2 separate regions of the Homo sapiens genome follow, and region 2 is linked to region 1. A link is a loop called in an ENCODE intact Hi-C map of the cell type or tissue named here. Cell type or tissue: dorsolateral prefrontal cortex. All regions are shown on one strand. Each heading gives the region's core, and the rest is flanking DNA. Links, peaks and the distances in the headings are about the cores only. Region 1 has its middle 98 kb from the start of SLC1A3. Region 2 has its middle 140 kb from the start of RANBP3L.

The links. Peaks named below come from ENCODE experiments on the same cell type or tissue, not always from the same donor. Only the 100,000 strongest peaks of a DNase experiment are listed, where the experiment ranks them.
Region 2: a loop joins it to region 1, with 1.9 times the contacts of the local background. A loop is called at or near these places in 4 of 110 quality-filtered maps.

What each region holds. Positions count from the first base shown.
Region 1 is chr5:36,503,862-36,512,507 of GRCh38, forward strand. No RefSeq gene overlaps it. Among named protein-coding and RNA genes, the nearest start is that of SLC1A3, 98 kb to the right of the region's middle. In dorsolateral prefrontal cortex, for the core only: CTCF peaks have their summits at 3,668 (motif pointing left) and 3,870; a DNase peak (open chromatin) is centred at 3,680.
Region 2 is chr5:36,439,281-36,447,926 of GRCh38, forward strand. No RefSeq gene overlaps it. Among named protein-coding and RNA genes, the nearest start is that of RANBP3L, 140 kb to the left of the region's middle. RefSeq lists an enhancer at 2,776-3,975. In dorsolateral prefrontal cortex, for the core only: no CTCF peak of the experiment used is centred there; DNase peaks (open chromatin) are centred at 2,094 and 5,401; H3K27ac peaks cover 6,599 bases.

The sequences.
Region 1 (8,646 bases), core at 382-8,381:
CCAAATATGCCGGACATAGTAAATGTTGTGAAGCATTGATTTAGCCCCCTAGGAAGTCACTTTCTGATTAAAAGGTAAAAGCACTGGGTGGGTGGAAACCCCATAAGTAACCATGTGCTGAGGGCGACCTTTTTTCTTTTAGGACTAGGCTGAAAGGTCAGGAGCTGGGGGCAGGGGCAGCAGATCAGGGAGGCTGTCATTCCTGAACAAATATGGTAGGATAATTAGGCTGAGTGCCCCTAAGCACTGAATGACATTGCTGAAGTCAGGAAAGTCTTCATGGACGTAGTCAGAAGGCTGTGTCTGTCTAGAATGGGCTCAGAAAACTACAGCTACAGCCAGACCTGTGAGCCAAATCCAGCCCACAGCTTTCCTTTTGTATAGTCATGAACGAGAATGTCTCTTATATATTTGCAAGGCTGTAAACAAAACAAAGACTATGATAGGGACTATTTGTGGACCTCAAAGCCTAAAATATTTGCTATCTGGCCCTTTACAGAGTAAGTTTGCCAACAGTCTGGTCTAGAATTCACCCATGACTCCCATAAGAAAGCCATAGGTCAATGAACATGAAGCTAGAATAAAAAACATTGTGAGTTTGCAATGGCTCCACTTGCAATTTTATGGCCTTTGTGTAACTCTTTAAAGCAGACATACCTTACTCTTTGGGAACAAAGTTTCAGTATTTGGTTGGAAAGAAGGGAAATGGAAAATAACCTTCTGTTTCCCAACTTTACACCTTCTGATTTAGTAAGTCTCCAGGTACTTTGTGAGTTCTTTCCAGGCAGATTCTGTGAGAATGAACAGCTTCAAAGATGTTTCCAAGAGTGGGTATGAGAGATCTTAATCATAAGAAAGAAAATATTAATGCCTATTGCATATCAGAAACTGTCACATCTCCTGAATCAAAAATTCCATGCAGCCTGCCTCCATTTAACAGATAACTCACTAGATCTCAAAAGGGTTGCCCAAGATCAAACAGCAGGTAAAAGGCAAACTTGGGATGCAATTCTTGGTTTTCTGATTAAAAATCCAGTGTTCCTTTTCCTATACTCTACTCAAGATAATGAATTTGAAAGTGTTTCAGATGGAGAATCCAAAATCCAGGGGCCCAGCTAGTCCCTGGTCCCTCAGCTGATTAAAGAGGGTATCAGACTAGAGGATTATAAGGCCTCACCCAGCTCCATCCTTCTGTGATTATTTTTGAGAAATGATGTAAATAAAATAGAAGGGGAAGCTCAGCTCAGGTATGCAATTTATGCTTCTGGCTTGTCAAATTTCCTTGAGGTATGAGGTCAGTGGGGGTAAAGGGAACATGGCCAGACTCATTTAAGAGAGAGATGCATGACCAATTTCTGCATGCAAAAGGCCTCCAAAGCTGCAGGCATGGCAGCCTGACTCAACAAAGACTTCCTCCCACTCAAACACATGTAAATACTGGATAAATATTTTAAAAAGCTAAAATACCTAGCTTGAAAGAAACCCAAGATAATTCCCAGGTGCCAGACACAAAAAGAAAATTTAAACTCAGAGACATAAGCTTCAACTAACACAAGAAGGACCAGGAAAGAATCAGGCCTGGATACGGGCCCTACAGTAAATTTGGCCTGGAGGCTGCTCGGGCTGGAACTTATACCTCTGTTTAAAACTGGGACTCTCAAAAATACTTCCAGGACTTGAGAGGGTAACTAGAACTTTGTTTACTGCCTGGGGATGACAGGAAGCAAGCTATCTTTTCTGGACTGTGGGTGGGAAAAAATATATACATCCTGTGAAAAGCCCCAAACCTAACCTGGGTATGGAGTATGAATTTAAGCTATCTACATGTTATAAGAATCTCAAGCAAGATATTAACATCATTACTGGCCCATAACCAGTGGAGCCACAGGAATCTAGAGAGAAGTGATATCAAACTGCTCCGTAAGGAGTTATCTGTAACCCAGAGTATACAGGACTCTCACTAGAAGGAGAAAAAGCTTATAGTAAATAATTACTAACCATATGATTAAAAAGTATCAGCAAGGAGCATCAGCTGATACAACACATGGAAAAATAATGAGGCTGAAAGCTAGAAATAATGAAATAATCTCAAAGATGCTGAAAATAAGTATGTTTCAAGAAGACATAATAAACACATCAAAATGATAGGATTCTTAAAAAGCAAGCAAAGGACTTAAAGATAATCAAATTGAACTTTTTTAACAGAAAAATGTAATCATTCAAATTTTAAACTCAAATTAAATAGCAGATTAAATGCACTTAAAAAGAACTAGTGAGCTGGTAGATTGATTTGAGAAAATCATCCAGTATGAAACACAGAAAGATAATAACATAGAAAATCTTAAAGAGAGTTTGAGAGCCATGGAGGGTCGACTGACAAATTCCAACCTGATTGAACTATAAATTCTAGAAGAGAATGGAGGGAAGGGGGTTAGAAACAACTCAAAGAAATAATGGCTGGGAATTTTTCAGAATTGAAGAAAGCCCCTGAATTCCAAGTAGGATAAAACAAAACAAAACAAAACCAACAAAAAGCTCACAAAACTACATACGTTGGAGCCAAATTTTTAAACAAGAAATAAACTCTTAAAAGCACCTGAAATAAGACAGGCACAGAAAGACAAACATCACATGTTCTCACTTATTTGTGTGATCTAAAAATCAAAGCAACTGAACTCATGGACATAGAGAATAGAAGGATGGTTACCAGAAGCTAAGAAGGGTATTGGGGGCTGTCGGGGAGGTGGGGATGGTTAATGTGTACAAAATAAATTAGAAAGAATAAATAAGACCTACTATTTCATAGCACAACTGGGTGACTATAGTCAGCAATAATGTAATTGGACATTTTAAAATAACTTAGTAATTGGATAGCTTGCAATTCAATGGATAAAAGCTTGAGGGGATGGATACCCCATTCTTCCTGATGTGCTTATTTCACGTTGCATGCCTGTATCAAAACATGTCATGTATCCCATAAATATATGCACTTACTATGTATCTACAAAAATTAAAAATAAAAAAGCACCTGAAAAAAGATATGACACCTAAAAAGAAATGACAATTAGGCTGACCAGAGAATTATTATTAGCAACAATAGAAGAGTTTCTCTTATACCCAACTAAACTAAAAATATTTTCAAAAACTAAAGCTAAAAAAAGTTTACCATTGACATCTATTGCTGAAAAAACTACTAATCTGATGTACTTCAGAAAAAATATAATTGAACTCAAAACAGGGTGTGAAGCAAGAAGAAATAATGAGCAGACAGGTTAATCAAAAGCATTGATTTAAAACAGCAAGATCATCTAATCCAGAAGAGCCAAAAGCAAGCAAAACTAAAATACTAAGGAAACATAACATGGAAGATTGAAGGGGCAGTTTTAAATCTTTGTATATTGGGGAGGGGAAACAAAGAAATATTGACCAGTAAAGTATGCATGATAGAATTTTTACTGTAACTAATAAAATATTTGAAATAGAAGGAATACGTTCAAGCCAATAGAAGGAGATGAAGGAGTGTTGTAATGAAAACAAACAAAATAATAAAAGAAAAAAGGAAGATGAAGAGGAAAAATAAAAGCACATGGACAGAGTTCTTGGAGGTCTAGTTTCTGGTTCAAATTCAAAACTCATCCCAGCCCCTGTTGAGGTTGGGCGCCACCTGGTGGTGATCATCTACTCTGGCTTGAATATTGATGGGTGGTTTCTGAGTCCAGGAACTGGCTGGGGACCCACTCTCTGCCTCCACTGCCTGCCATTTCTCCTCTGCCTAGTCCTCTTCCACATACGTAGAAGATGAAGACTTTAATTCACCTCCTGATTAAGAACAAGGGCTGGGCAGACCGTGGGAGCTCATCACCGACTGCGTTAGACCAAAATTTGTGTTTTGACCAGGAGTTATGACATTCAAAGAAATAATAAAAGCTCAAAATTTATGATTGAATATTCAACTCCAGGAGTTAAAAAAAAATGAACAGGGTAACCCAAGGAAAGCAGAATGAAAGAAATGACAAAGGTAAGTAAGGATTCAATGAGTTAGAAAATAAACAACAGATGTCAAGAAAATCTAAGTTTTTCTTAAAAGGTAACTAAATTAACACCTGGCACAGAAAAAAGTATACACAATTAAAAATGTTAAAACGGAGCATAATTGGGGATGTTCCAAGATGGCCAAAAAGGAACAGCTCCGGTCTGCAGTTCCCAGCATGATCAATGCAGAAGACGGGTGATTTCTGCATTTCCAACTGAGGTACCTGGTTCATCTCATTGGAACTGGTTGGACAGTGGGTGCAGCCCACAGAGGGCAAGCTGAAGCAGGGTGGGGCATAGCCTCACCCAGGAAGTGCAAGGGGTCGGGGGATTTCCCTTTCCAAGCCAAGGGAAGCCGTGACAGATTTCCCTTGGCTAGGAAAAGCCAAGAAAACAGGACCTGGAAAAACAGGACACTCCTGCCAAAATACTGCACTTTTCCCAAGGTCTTAGCAACTGGCAGACAAGGAGGTTCTCTCCCGTGCCTGGCTCCATGGGTCCCACACCCACAGAGCCTTGCTCACTGCTAGCACAGCAGTCTGAGATCAAACTGCAAGGCAGCAGCCTGGCTGGGGAAGGGGCATCCGCCATTGCAGAGACTTGAGTAGGTAAACAAAGCAGCCAGGAAACTCGAAATGGGTGGAGCCCACTGCAGTTCAACAAGGCCCACTGCCTCTAGACTCCACCTCTGTGGGCAGAGCATAGCTGAACAAAAGGCAGCAGACAACTTCTGCTAACTTTAACATCCCTGTCTGACAGCTCTGAAGAGAGCAGTGGTTCTCCCAGCACGGCATTTGAGCTCTGACAACGGACAGACTGCCTCCTCAAGTGGGTCCTGACCCCCATGTGGCCTAACTGGGAGATACCTCCCAGTAGCAGCTGACAGACACTTCATATAGGTGGCTGCCCCTCTGGGATGAAGCTTCCAGAGGAAGGATCAGGCAGCAATATTTGCCGTTCTGCAGCTTCCGCTGGTGATACCCAGGCAAACAGGGTCTGGAGTGAACCTCCAGCAAACTCCAACACACCTGCACCTGAGGGACCTGACTATTAGAAGGAAAACTAACAAAACAGAAAGGAATAGCATCAACATAAACAAAAAGGTCATCTACACCAAAACCCCATCTGTAGATCACCAACATCAAAGACCAAAGGCAGAGAAAACCACAAAGTTGGGGAGAAACCAGAGCAGAAAAGCTGAACATTCTAAAAATCAGAGCACCTCTTCTCCTCCAAAGGATTGCAGCTCCTCGCCAGCAACGGAACAAAGCTGGACAGAGAATGACTTTGATGAGTTGGCAGAAGTAGGCTTCAGAAGGTCAGTAATAACAAACTTCTCTGAGCTAAAGGAGGATGTTCGAACTTATTGCAAGGAAGCTAAAAACCTGGAAAAAAGATTAGACGAATGGCTAACGAGAATAAACAGTGTAAAGAAGACCTTAAATGACCTGATGGAGCTGAAAACCATGGCACGAGAACTTCATGACTTATGCACAAGCTTCAATAGCCAATTCAGTCAAGTGGAAGAAAGGGTATCAGTGATTGAAGATCAAATTAATGAAATAAAGGGAGAAGAGAAATTTAGAAAAAAAAGAGTAAAAACAAATGAACAAAGCCTCCAAGAAATATGGGACTATGTGAGAAGACCAAATCTACATTTGATTGGTGTACCTGAAAGTGATGGGGAGAATGGAATCAAGTTGGAAAACACTCTTCAGGATATTATCCAGGAGAACTTCCCCAACTTAGCAAGGCAGGCCAGCATTCAAATTCAGGAAATACAGAGAACACCACGAAGATACTCCTCAAGAAGTGCAACCCCAAGACACATATTTGTCAGATTCACCAAGGTTGAAATGAAGGAAAAAGTGTTAAGGGCAGCCAGAGAGAAAGGTCAGGTTACCCACAAAGGGAAGCCCATCAGACAAACAGCAGATCTCTAGGCAGAAACCCTACAAGCCAGAAGAGAGTAGGTGCTAATATTTAACATTCTTAAAGAAAAGAATTTTCAACCCAGAATTTCATATCCAGCCAAACTAAGCTTCATAATTGAAGAAGAAATAAAATCCTTTATAGACAAGCAAATGCTGAGAGATTTTGTCACCACCAGGCCTGCCTTACAAGAGCTCCCCAAGAAAGCACTAAACATGGAAAGAAACAACCAGTAACAACCACTGCAAAAACATGCCAAATTGTAAAGACCATCAATGCTATGAAGAAACTGCATCAATTAACAGGCAAAATAACTAGCAAACATCATAACGACAGGATCAAATTCACACATAACAATCTTAACCTTAAATGTAAATGGGTTAAATGCTCCAATTAAAAGACACAGACTGGCAAATTGGATAAACAGTCAAGACCCATCAGTGTGCTGTATTCAGGAGACCCATCTCACATGCAAAGACACACATAGGCTCAAAATAAAGGGATGGAGGAAGATCTACCAAGCAAATAGAAAGCAAAAAAAAACAGGGGTTGCAATCCTAGTCTGATAAAACAGACTTTAAACTAACAAAGATCAAAAGTGACAAAGAAGGCCATTACATAATGGTAAAGGGTTCAATACAACAAGAAGAGCTAACTATCCTAAATATATATACACCTAATACAGGAGCACCCAGATTCATAAAGCAAGTCTTTAGAGACCTACAAAAGAGACTTAGGCTCCCACACAATAATAATGGGAGATTTTAACATCCCACTCTCAATATTAGACAGATCAATGAGATAGAAGGTTAACAAGGATATCCAGGACCTGAACTCAGCTCTGCAACTAGCAGACCTAATAGACCTCTACAGAACTCTCCACCCCAAATCAACAGAGTGTACATTCTTCTCAGCACCACATCACACTTATTCTAAAATTGAGCACATAATTGGAAGTAAAGCACTCCTCAGCAAATGTAAAAGAACAGAAATCACAACAAACTATCTCTCAGACCATGGTGCAATCAAATTAGAACTCAGGATTAAGAAACTCACTCAAAACCTCACAACTACATGGAAACTGGACAACTTGCTTCTGAATGAATACTGGGTTAAATAATGAAATGAAGACAGAACTAAAGATGTTCTTTGAAACGAATGAGAAAAAGACACAACATACCAGAATCTCTGGGACACATTTAAAGCAGTGTGTAGAGGGAAATTTATAGCACTAAATGCCCACAAGAGAAAGCAGGAAAGATCTAAAATCGACACCCTAACATCACAATTAAAAGAACTATAGAAGCAAGAGCAAACAAATTCAAAAGCTAGCAGAAGGCAAGAAATAACTAAGACCAGAGCAGAACTGAAAGAGACAAAGATACAAAAAAACCCTTCAAAAAATCAATGAATCCAGCAGCTGGTTTTTTGAAAAGATCAACAAAATTGATAGACCACTAGCAAGACTAATAAAGAAGAAAAGAGAGAAGAATCAAATAGATGCAATAAAAAATGATAAAGGGGATATCACCACTGATCCCACAGAAATACAAACTACCATCAGAGAATACTATAATCACCTCTACACAAACCAGAAAATCTAGAAGAAATCAATAAATTCCTGGACAGATACACCCTCCCAAGACGAAACCAGAAGACGTGGAATCTCTGAATAGACCAATAACAGGCTCTGAAATTGAGGCAATAATTAATAGTCTACCAACCAAAAAAAGTCCAGGACCAGAAGGATTCACAGCCAAATTTTACTAGAGGTACAAAGAGGAGCTGGCACCATTCCTTCTGAAACTATTCCAATTAATAGAAAAGGAGGGAATCCTCCCTAACTCATTTTATGAGACCAGCATCATCCTGATACCAAAGCCTGGCAGAGACACAACAAAAAAGAGAATTTTATACCAATATCCCTGATGAACATCGATGCAAAAATCCTCAACAAAATACTGGCAAACCGAATCCAGCAGCACATCAAAAAGCTTAACCACCACGATCAAGTCGGCTTCATCCCTGGGATGCAAGGCTGGTTCAACATACGCAAATCAATAAATGTAATCCATCACATAAACAGAACTAACGAGAAAAACCACATAATTATCTCAATAGATGCAGAAAAGGCCTTCGACAAAACTCAACAGTCCTTCATGCTAAAAACTCTCAATAAACTAGGTACTGATGTAACGTATCTCAAAATAGTAACAGCTACTTATGACAAACCCACAGCCAATATCATACTGAATAGGCAAAAACTGGAAGCATTCCCTTTGAAAACCGGCACAAGACAAGGATGCCCTCCCTCACCACTCTTATTCAACATAGTGTTGGAAGTTCTGGCCAGGGCAATCAGGAAAGAGAAAGAAATAAAGGGTATTCAATTAGGAAAACAGGAAGTCAAATTGTCCCTGTTTGCAGATGACATGATTGTATATTTAGAAAACCCCATCATCTTAGCCCAAAATCTCTGCAAGCTGTAGCAACTTCAGCAAAGTCTCAGGATACAAAATCAATGTGCAAAAATCACAAGCATTCCTATACTCCATTAACAGACAATCAGAGAGCCAAATCATGAGTGAACTCCCATTCATAATTGCTACAAAGAGAATAAAATACCTAGAAATCCAACTTACAAGGGATGTGAAGGACCTCTTCAAGGAGAACTACAAACCA
Region 2 (8,646 bases), core at 505-8,504, 64 kb before region 1:
TATGGGGGAACAAGAAACCTGTCTCCCCACCTCATCAAGGATATGAGGGCCAAAATAGGTTTATTCGTCTAGACCCCAAACACACACAGACACACTGTTGGGGAGTGTTTGTCAGTTAGGAGAAGTGTAAGGAATGGAAAAGAGTGAGGAGAGGAAGGGGAAGCCAAGCGCTGAATAAATTGGCATGTCAACAAAGGATGGAGAAGAGAACATTAGCGCGAAAAAGAATGGGAGCTGGAGAGTCCCCAAGCACAGAAGCTGGGGAAATGAAGGGACAAATTCAGGAAGGAATGTTATTTAAAATGTGTGCACATCTGAGGAGCAAAAAAAACAGAAGAGTGGCACAAAAGGCCAAGCCAGAGGGGGAAGCCTGGGAGCAGAAGTTGAGAGGGGGACTCTTTCAGGCAAGTGTAATAGCAAGGATACAGCAATGACCCAAGCACCAAGTCTGTTTTTCCTTAAAGTGAAATCTATGCTGTTCTGAAAGTATATGACTAAAAACCTGCTATATCCATGAGGCAGGAGGCTGGAAGCTGGGGCAGAGTGGCAGCCTGGGGCCAGAGATGCACAGACACCCATGTGAACAGCTCCTGACAGGGAGGGGTGGGGGTCTGAGCTGCCAAGCTCTGCCTGGGAGATCTGTTTACTTTTTCATGCCCAGATCTTGAGGGGCACTTTTGGCAATGTTTACTGGGGACCCAGACCTCACTCTTGGTCTCCCACAGTGCTAAGACAGGGGCAAAAGGCTCAGGGTGACCGTCTACTGACTAGGAGGCTTGGAAATATCTGAAATCTCTTTAACCCCAGGTTCCCTTAGTGGCTGCATTCTCTGATGAACACTTTTAGTAGTTGAATCCACAGAGGGCAAACTCAACGCTTCTGGGTACTGCTGCTGTAAAAACCAGGAGAATAATGAGAATTTATTGCAATTATTCTTTGACTAAGCATGGTATTTGTTCAGAAGAAACACTTTAATAAGTCATTTAAGGTGGTTGCTAGCACATAGCCTCATGCACAAGGACTGTGTATCGTTACACAGAAGGAAGATGGTGAGATGCTACACCCTGCCAAAGTAGCTCCCCGACCATCTACGCAAATGTTTAGTAAAAGTCTATGAAACCTCACAAAACTGTGGCGCGAGTAAACTTTTTTTCTGGGACCAGAACAGAGGCTGTATCTTGCTCCTAAGATGAAGTGGGGGTGGGGGAGTGAAATTATCAGCTCATGTGAATACAGGAGTCAGGGACAGCTCTGCTGACTCCTGGAGCCCCATGAGCAAAGCACTACCTCAGACATCTGGGCATATGGGGCCTGGGTATCTATCAATCAACCAACCAATCAATCAGAAATCCAACCAATGGGAATTTATGAGGCTCTGGCTTTATGCTGGGCTCATATGAAAGCACATATGGCAGATACAAATTACAGGAAATGAACGGCATTCAAGAAGTTTACAATCAAACCTGGGCACCAAACTCAAACCAAAAAAGGGGTTTAAAATGTGTGTTCATGACTATGAGTACCATAGAGATCAGAGACTCAGGGAGACCAACAAAGTTGCAAGTAGTCATAGTTTAAGGAGGAGATGGCTTGGAAGCAGGGAAGTATGATCAGTCTTTACAGAGAAACAGATGGGAAGCGGAGGATTCCAGGGAAGCATAGAGGCAGGTACGAGGAGTCAGGGACACGTGTGGCGAATGTGAGGGGCTCTCGGTCTTGCTGGCATGAAACTGGGTGATTCTGGGACCTAAGCATCAAGAGAGGTGAGAGGGAGATTCAAGGTCAAAACAGTCTCCATAGCTCAGAGAAGGAGGACTGCCCGCTAAGCAAACATGCTCACACCCCAGATAGAGTGAGTTTTCAGAGCAGAAGAGCTGAGGAAGCTTTTTATGTGATTTATAACGGTCTGTGACCCCAGACAGCGGCACACCCCAGCCCCCAAATGCCACTGCAGAGAGCAGAGATGTGCTTTTTCATAAAAATGTTATTTTACTTTAATGCAAAAGTCAGGAAAATTAATCTGGGCCAAAAGGAGAATTTCTTGTAGAGACCTCTGGTTTCCCCATAAATTCTCCCCAAGTGCTCCCAGGCCACAGCGCCCCTGCTTCCAGTCTGCAGTCTGTTGGTATTCAGCCTCTGCCCTGGACCAGGAAATTACCAATTCCAGTCTCACACAAGGAATTAAGGTTGGAACAATACAGTATTTTACAATCCAGTACAAGCTGCATTTATCCAGAGCTTTTCATGCATGGCATCTTAAAGTTCTTTATGACCCTTTTTCTTAAAAAAAAAAAAAAAAAAAAAGGAAAAAAAGGAATTTAAAAGAGAAAACCTTCTAAAAACCCAAACCCCCACTGAACTAAATGAGCCATTCAGAGTGAATAGGACTTAACAGTGGCCTTCAGAATAGGAACAGAGGTCCCACTCGGATGGAACAAGAACAACAGAATCAAAGGAAAGTACAGCTCAGAGAAGGCTGCACAAGGCCTGAAATGTACCCCTCGGCCCTTGGGGCACTGATGGGCTCTGCGATCTGTGACTGGCACAACCAGCTTTGGATGGGGATCAGAAGATGGGGATGTGGTCCCCATGATTCAGTGAGTGCAGAGGGGACAAGAAGGTCACCTTTTGGCTCTGAAGATAGTCAGCACCAGCCTCAACATTTGTTCTCCCCACTTGGCGAATACCCTCCCCAAAGGCCACTAGACTAGGAAAGGAAGTGGCTATATTATGTGCCTTTGGATTCCAATCCTAATCCTAGCTCCTTCTCAGGTACCCAGAGCCCTCATGCTACATTCTGCTACAGCCCCAGCTATGCTTGCCCTTCTTGGAAATCCCTCATGTTTTGAACAACCACCACACACCTCTTCTTTCCCCCTCTTGTTGCAGTCTCTCATTGCCTGAGGTAGTACCCAGAGTCCTTTGTCTCATGACCAAGAAAGTTAAGGAGTGCAGACACCAAGGTTGGAGCGAAAGTTTAATAAGTGAAAGAAGAAAGCTCTCCACTGCCGAGAGGGGACCTGAAAGAGGGTTGTTGTTTTACAATTGAATGCAAAGGTTTTAATAAAACACTGATGAGAGCTGGGCATCTTATTTATATAAGGTGCGAATTTCGGGTAGCTATACCCCTCTCTCCTAGTGCACGTGCAGGCCCTTAGTTTGAGTTACTCCATATTGCTTTGTTCGCCTTACTGTGCATGTGTCAGGAGATGGAATTTTCCATTGCGGGCATGTCTGGGCAAGTCACCTGTGTAGCCTTTCTTATCTGTATGTCTGTGGGCATGTCTTAGGTAAGCCCCACTGTGCAAGTTCCCTTATCTGTGCCTGCAGGGTGTTTGTTTGAAAGAATTTAACCGAGGACTCACCCTAACTGCCTGCTGACTGGTTTCTTTCTTTCCCCTCTCTCACTCTCACCCTGCTTCCAACCCCCTTGCTCTTCCCCGGGTCCTGTGTTTTGCAGAGAGCCAGCTCTCTGCTTGGCCCAATCTTATAAATTCATTCTTTTAGTGGTGTTTTGGGATGACAATTATTCAAAAAGATGCTTATCTCAAAAACTGTATTTTCATGTTAAACAGATCTCCAATGTTGTCACTAGAGACCTGAACTATCCAGGGAGGTAGAAGATGCTCAAAGTAGATGTTGCTGACTAGAGATTTTCAGAGTTGCCTTGGTGTACTAGAGGCCAGTGAAGGTGTTTATCCATGCACAGAGGAAATGTGAATAAGTTGTCTTGGGCTGCTGCCAAAGTAAAACTATCGGCCTCATGAGTCAATCCATGGGCAACCCAGCTACTTTACATTCACAAGTTCAGGTTTTGGGTTTTGCTGTTGTTGTTGTTTCCATCTTTGTTTTTGTTTGTTTTTTTATTTCCTGCTTCTGTGTAGGAATGAAGCTTCAGAATGAGGTGAGATCATTTCTCTAAAAAATTAAAGAAATTACTTTTTTTTTTTTTGAGACAGAGTCTCACTCTGTCATCCAGGCTGGAGTGCAATGGTGTGATCTCGGCTCACTGCAACCTCTGCCTCCTGGGTTCAAGCGATTCTCCTGCCTCAGTCTCCCAAGTAGCTGGAATTACAGGTACCTGCCACCATGCTTGGCTAATTTTTTGTATTTTTAGTAGAGACAGGGTTTGACCATGTTGGCCAGGCTGGTCTCGAGCTCCCGAGGTCAGGTGATCCACCCGCCTTGGCATCCCAAAGTGCTGGGATTACAGGTGTGAGCCACTGTGCCTGGCCAAGAAATTACTTTTTTAAAAAAAGTTTGAAAAGCTTTTAAAACACAGTTTTAAAAATGATGACACCTGCTTCCCAGTGATTTCATGACCAGTAATAAGATAATGCCTGTAAGACACAGAGCATGGTGTTTGACAGAGTAGGAGCTCAACAGCTGCTGATTCCCACACTCCTGTTTTCTTGCCCCATTTCCCTCTCCACCCCTTAAATCCTTTGCTCCCATCTTGCACTTGTCCCATGTTCTTTAACACTTTGCACAATACATTCCGGAGAGCGTTCTCCAGAGCCCCTGCGAATGGGCAGTGTGAGCAGCAGCATGGGAGGGCAATCAGCCCTGGGGTTGGAGACTCTAACCAGTTGTGCGACCTTGGACGATTCCTTTCACCTCTCTGCTGCTCTGTCTCACCATCTGTAAAATGAGCTCATTGAATGAGGTGGTATCTAAGGTCCTTCATGGGTCTAACGCACCAGGTTTTGTGACAAGTTTTACAACAATATCATTAACTAAGTTTAACCACTCTGAATTATGACACTATTGTTCTTTAAACTTCTCAACCCCTTCAGTCTCAAACACAGTCATTGTTGGCTCTATCCTATGCATACTAAGACACCAAAAATGCGATTTGGAAACAAAGGCCAAGAGAATCACAGGCAACCAGAATGTACTGCAAGATTAGTGTGTGTGATTTGCTGAAACCCATGTCCACGTGGGCCCACAGCTAACAAGTAACAAGATAATGGAGATTATGAGCTAAGCTAGTCTCTAGTACTAACTATTGTCCCTAGGGCAGAAGGAACCAGCAACCCCCAGTCTCCTCCTGACAGCTTCTGTCAGTCTCCTACTGACATAAGAAATGGAGGGAATGGAAACCAAAGTTGGTGGAATCGTGTTGGAGACATGGCAAACACCCTCCATCATTTATGCACCTCCAGTCTGACTTCCAACTGCCAATGCACACCTTTGCCTGAAGGTTTTCACTGTGCCCAGTGCCTACTCTGCCTGGGCACACAGCAGCTGGAATTGATAACCCCCCAGAAGCAGTCTGTTGCCACACTCTGGCTCCTTAACGCTTTGGATGGGGTAGTGCTGGGGTAGGTATTCTTCACTGGCTCCTGGAGTTGCCCTGCAGCTCACGCCCCAGTTGCCCAAAGTGGTGATTTGCTGAATGAGGCATTCTTTGTTGGCTGCTTTCCCTTGCCCGTCCCACTTCCTCATTCTCTTACTGGTGTTTCCTGGGATCACTTCCCAAATAAACTATTTTGACTCAAATCCGTGTTTCAGAGCTTGCTTCTGGTGGGGATCCAAAATGAGAGAAATGGTTCCGCTTCTAAAGATATAGCTTTGTTCTACAGTTGATCCAAGTAGCTCATTTATTCATTCAACAAATATTTGTTTTGCTCCTACAAGAGCAGGCACTGAATCAAGCACTGAAAAGCTACACACACGCGTTCTGTGAAAGATCAGTAGATGGGTCCTTGGCTGAGAATGTCCCATGACAGGCAGAGTTAGCTGAGACGAGGGAAAGGATTATGGGACTACCGTGATGTACTGGCCTGCTGAGTATCTGAAGATGAAAGACCTAGCCCTGAGAGTCTAATTCAACACCCACCATCCTCCCCAGCCCCCGATACACAAACACCTCTTTAAGATGTGAGGCATGAAAAGGCAGTCCTGGCACATTTTGCTCAGGAAAATGTGTAGCAGGAATAAAGAACCACCCTGCATTCTTTGTTTGTCCAGGTGCCTGTTCACATCAGAGGCGCTTGCAGGGTCTGACCTGCTCCAGGGGCTCCTCTGGGCCTTTGAAGCCAGCAGCCTTTCTGGCCATGAATCCTGCCCAGCAGCCTGGGAAATGGATGTTGCTCCAAGAGTGCGCCCCTGCATGTCACAGACAGCACTGTACCCCGGAGGGGCAAAAGGAAGTGTGCAGACCTCACTGTGCCCTTTAGGGTCTCAAGGAGAACCCATGAGTTTTAAAGAGAAACATCACATAAAAGTGACAGGGCTTCAGAGTCAAGAACCTGAGGACTCAAGCAGCTGAATAAATGGTGTCCACATATTCACCAGCCTGTCCCGTCACCTCCCAGGAGGCCCCCAGGGTTGTGGCGGATGAGGTCTGGCCTCAGGGATTCCTCCCATGGCTGTGTCCAAGGCGCCAGAGAGGGCCTTCTTCCCTTTCTCCGTGCCGCAGAGGAAGCTGACTGGGGACATGTCTGCACTGTTTGTGTGGGGTGCTTGTTCCAACCCCGTTCTGGAATTTCTTCTTAGATTTACGCAAGCCAAAATGACATTCTCTACCCTCAATTTCAATAGACATCAGTAACTGGGATCATGAATTGGGCTAAAAGCTGATGAAATTTAGTATTCAGATCAAATAACAAGTGTCCATTGAAGCACATTTTTAAAATTACCAACATAATATTGTTGTAGGAAAACCCGGGTTATTGTCAAACTAGCAGGAAAGATTATGCAGATACTTTGAAGGGTGAGGGGGCCAGAATTTATCGGGTGAAAACGAGAAACAACACAGCAAAGCGAGAGAGGAGTTCCTGTTAACAGGCCCTCATCTCACAGACTAATTCCCAGGTTCCCACGCAGGAACACTAGGGGCCAGGCTCCTCCCCGCCGCAAGGCGCAAACTTCTGTGGTTCCACCCCGTCTTCTCCCAGTGCGCAGGCCTGTCGGAGATTCTCCAGAGAACCTTTTATACTTGGATGTCTCAATAAGTAATTTGAAAAAGAACAAATTGTCTTTCCATCTGCTTCTTTTCTTAAGTGGCTCTAACCTACTTCTTTTAAGTTTGCCCTAAAGCCAGATTGTCTTGTGATTGGCCGCACCAAGAAGGCCTGGAGCAGAGAGAGTGGGATTCACGGCTGAGCCTCTTCTGTCACCAACTCCATTGCACCACAGACCTGGGAGTTGTCATTCTACTGCTGACTGCCACATTAAAGACGAGATGATCCTAGCAGGAATCTGTATTTCTCTTGATGAGAAAATGGAAATATTGTATTATGTTCAGAAATTAAGTGTGAACACTTACTAATAGATTAAGTGACATTTATTCAATGCTTCTTTTTTGTTTCTTTGTTTTTTTTGTTTTTTTGTTTTTTTTTTTTGAGATGGAGTCTCACTCTGTCGCCCAGACTGGAGTGCAGTGGCGTGATCTCGGCTCACTGCAACCTCCGCCTCCTGGGACGGATTCTTCTGTCTCAGCCTCCCAAGTAGCTGGGACTACAGGCGCACGCCACCACACCTGGCTAATTTTTGTATTTTGTATTTTTTTTTAGTGGAGACGGGGTTTCACCATATTGGCCAGGCTGGTCTCAAACTCCTGACGTTGTGATCCGCCCGCCTCAGCCTCCCAAAGTGCTGGGATTACAGGCGTGAGCCACCACGCCCGGTCTATTCAATGCATTTTATTTTAGAAATTAAAGATCAAATATTTAACAAATATTTGATGGGTAATAAAGTTTCATGTTAATGAAAAGATGGTACAAGAGGAGTGGGTGAAAACAGGAAATACAGCTCAGAATTCCAGTTGTATTTCTCCCAGTAGGAGCATGAATGCTGACTGTGTGCCATGATTTTCAGGTAAAACAAAATGAAATAAGACATTCTTCCAACTCAGAAAGCTTACAACTCAGGGAGGTAAAGAGACTAAGGCAAATATCAAAATAGTACAGTATATGGCTGGGTGCGATGGCTCAAACCTGTAATCCTAGCACTTTGGGAGGCCAAGGCAGGCACTGATCACTGGAGGTCAGGAGTTCTAAACCAGCCTGGCCAACGTAGTGAAACCTCATCTCTACAAAAATAAAGAAAAAATAATAAATAAAATAAAATAAAAAATAAATAAATAAAAAATTAGCCGAGAATGGTGGTGCACTCCTGTAATCCCAGCTACTCAGGAGGCTGAGGCAGGAGAATCGCTTGAACCCAGCAGGCAGAGGTTGCACTGAGCCAAGATTGCACCACTGCACTCCAGCCTGGGTGACAGAGCAGGACTCCATCTCAAAAAAAAAAAGAAAAGAAAAGAAAAAACACATAGCTGGGCGCAGTGGCTCACGCCTGTAATCCCAGCACTTTGGGAGGCCAAGGTTGGTGGATCATCTGAGGTCAGGAGTTTGAGACCAGCCTGGCCAACATGGTGAAACCCCATCTCCACTAAAAATACAAAAATTAGCCAGACATGGTGGTGTGTGCCTGTAATCCCAGCTACTTGGGAGGCTGAGGCACAAGAATCGCTTGAACCTGGAAGGCAGAGGTTGTAGTGAGCTGAGATCGGGCCACTGCACTCCAGCCTGGGTGACAGTGAGACTCCCTCTAACAAAAAAAAAAAAAGTACAGTATTAGGACTATAATAAGTGTCATAAAAGAATAGCCATCAAAGCAATGTGGGAATTCAGGAGAGGT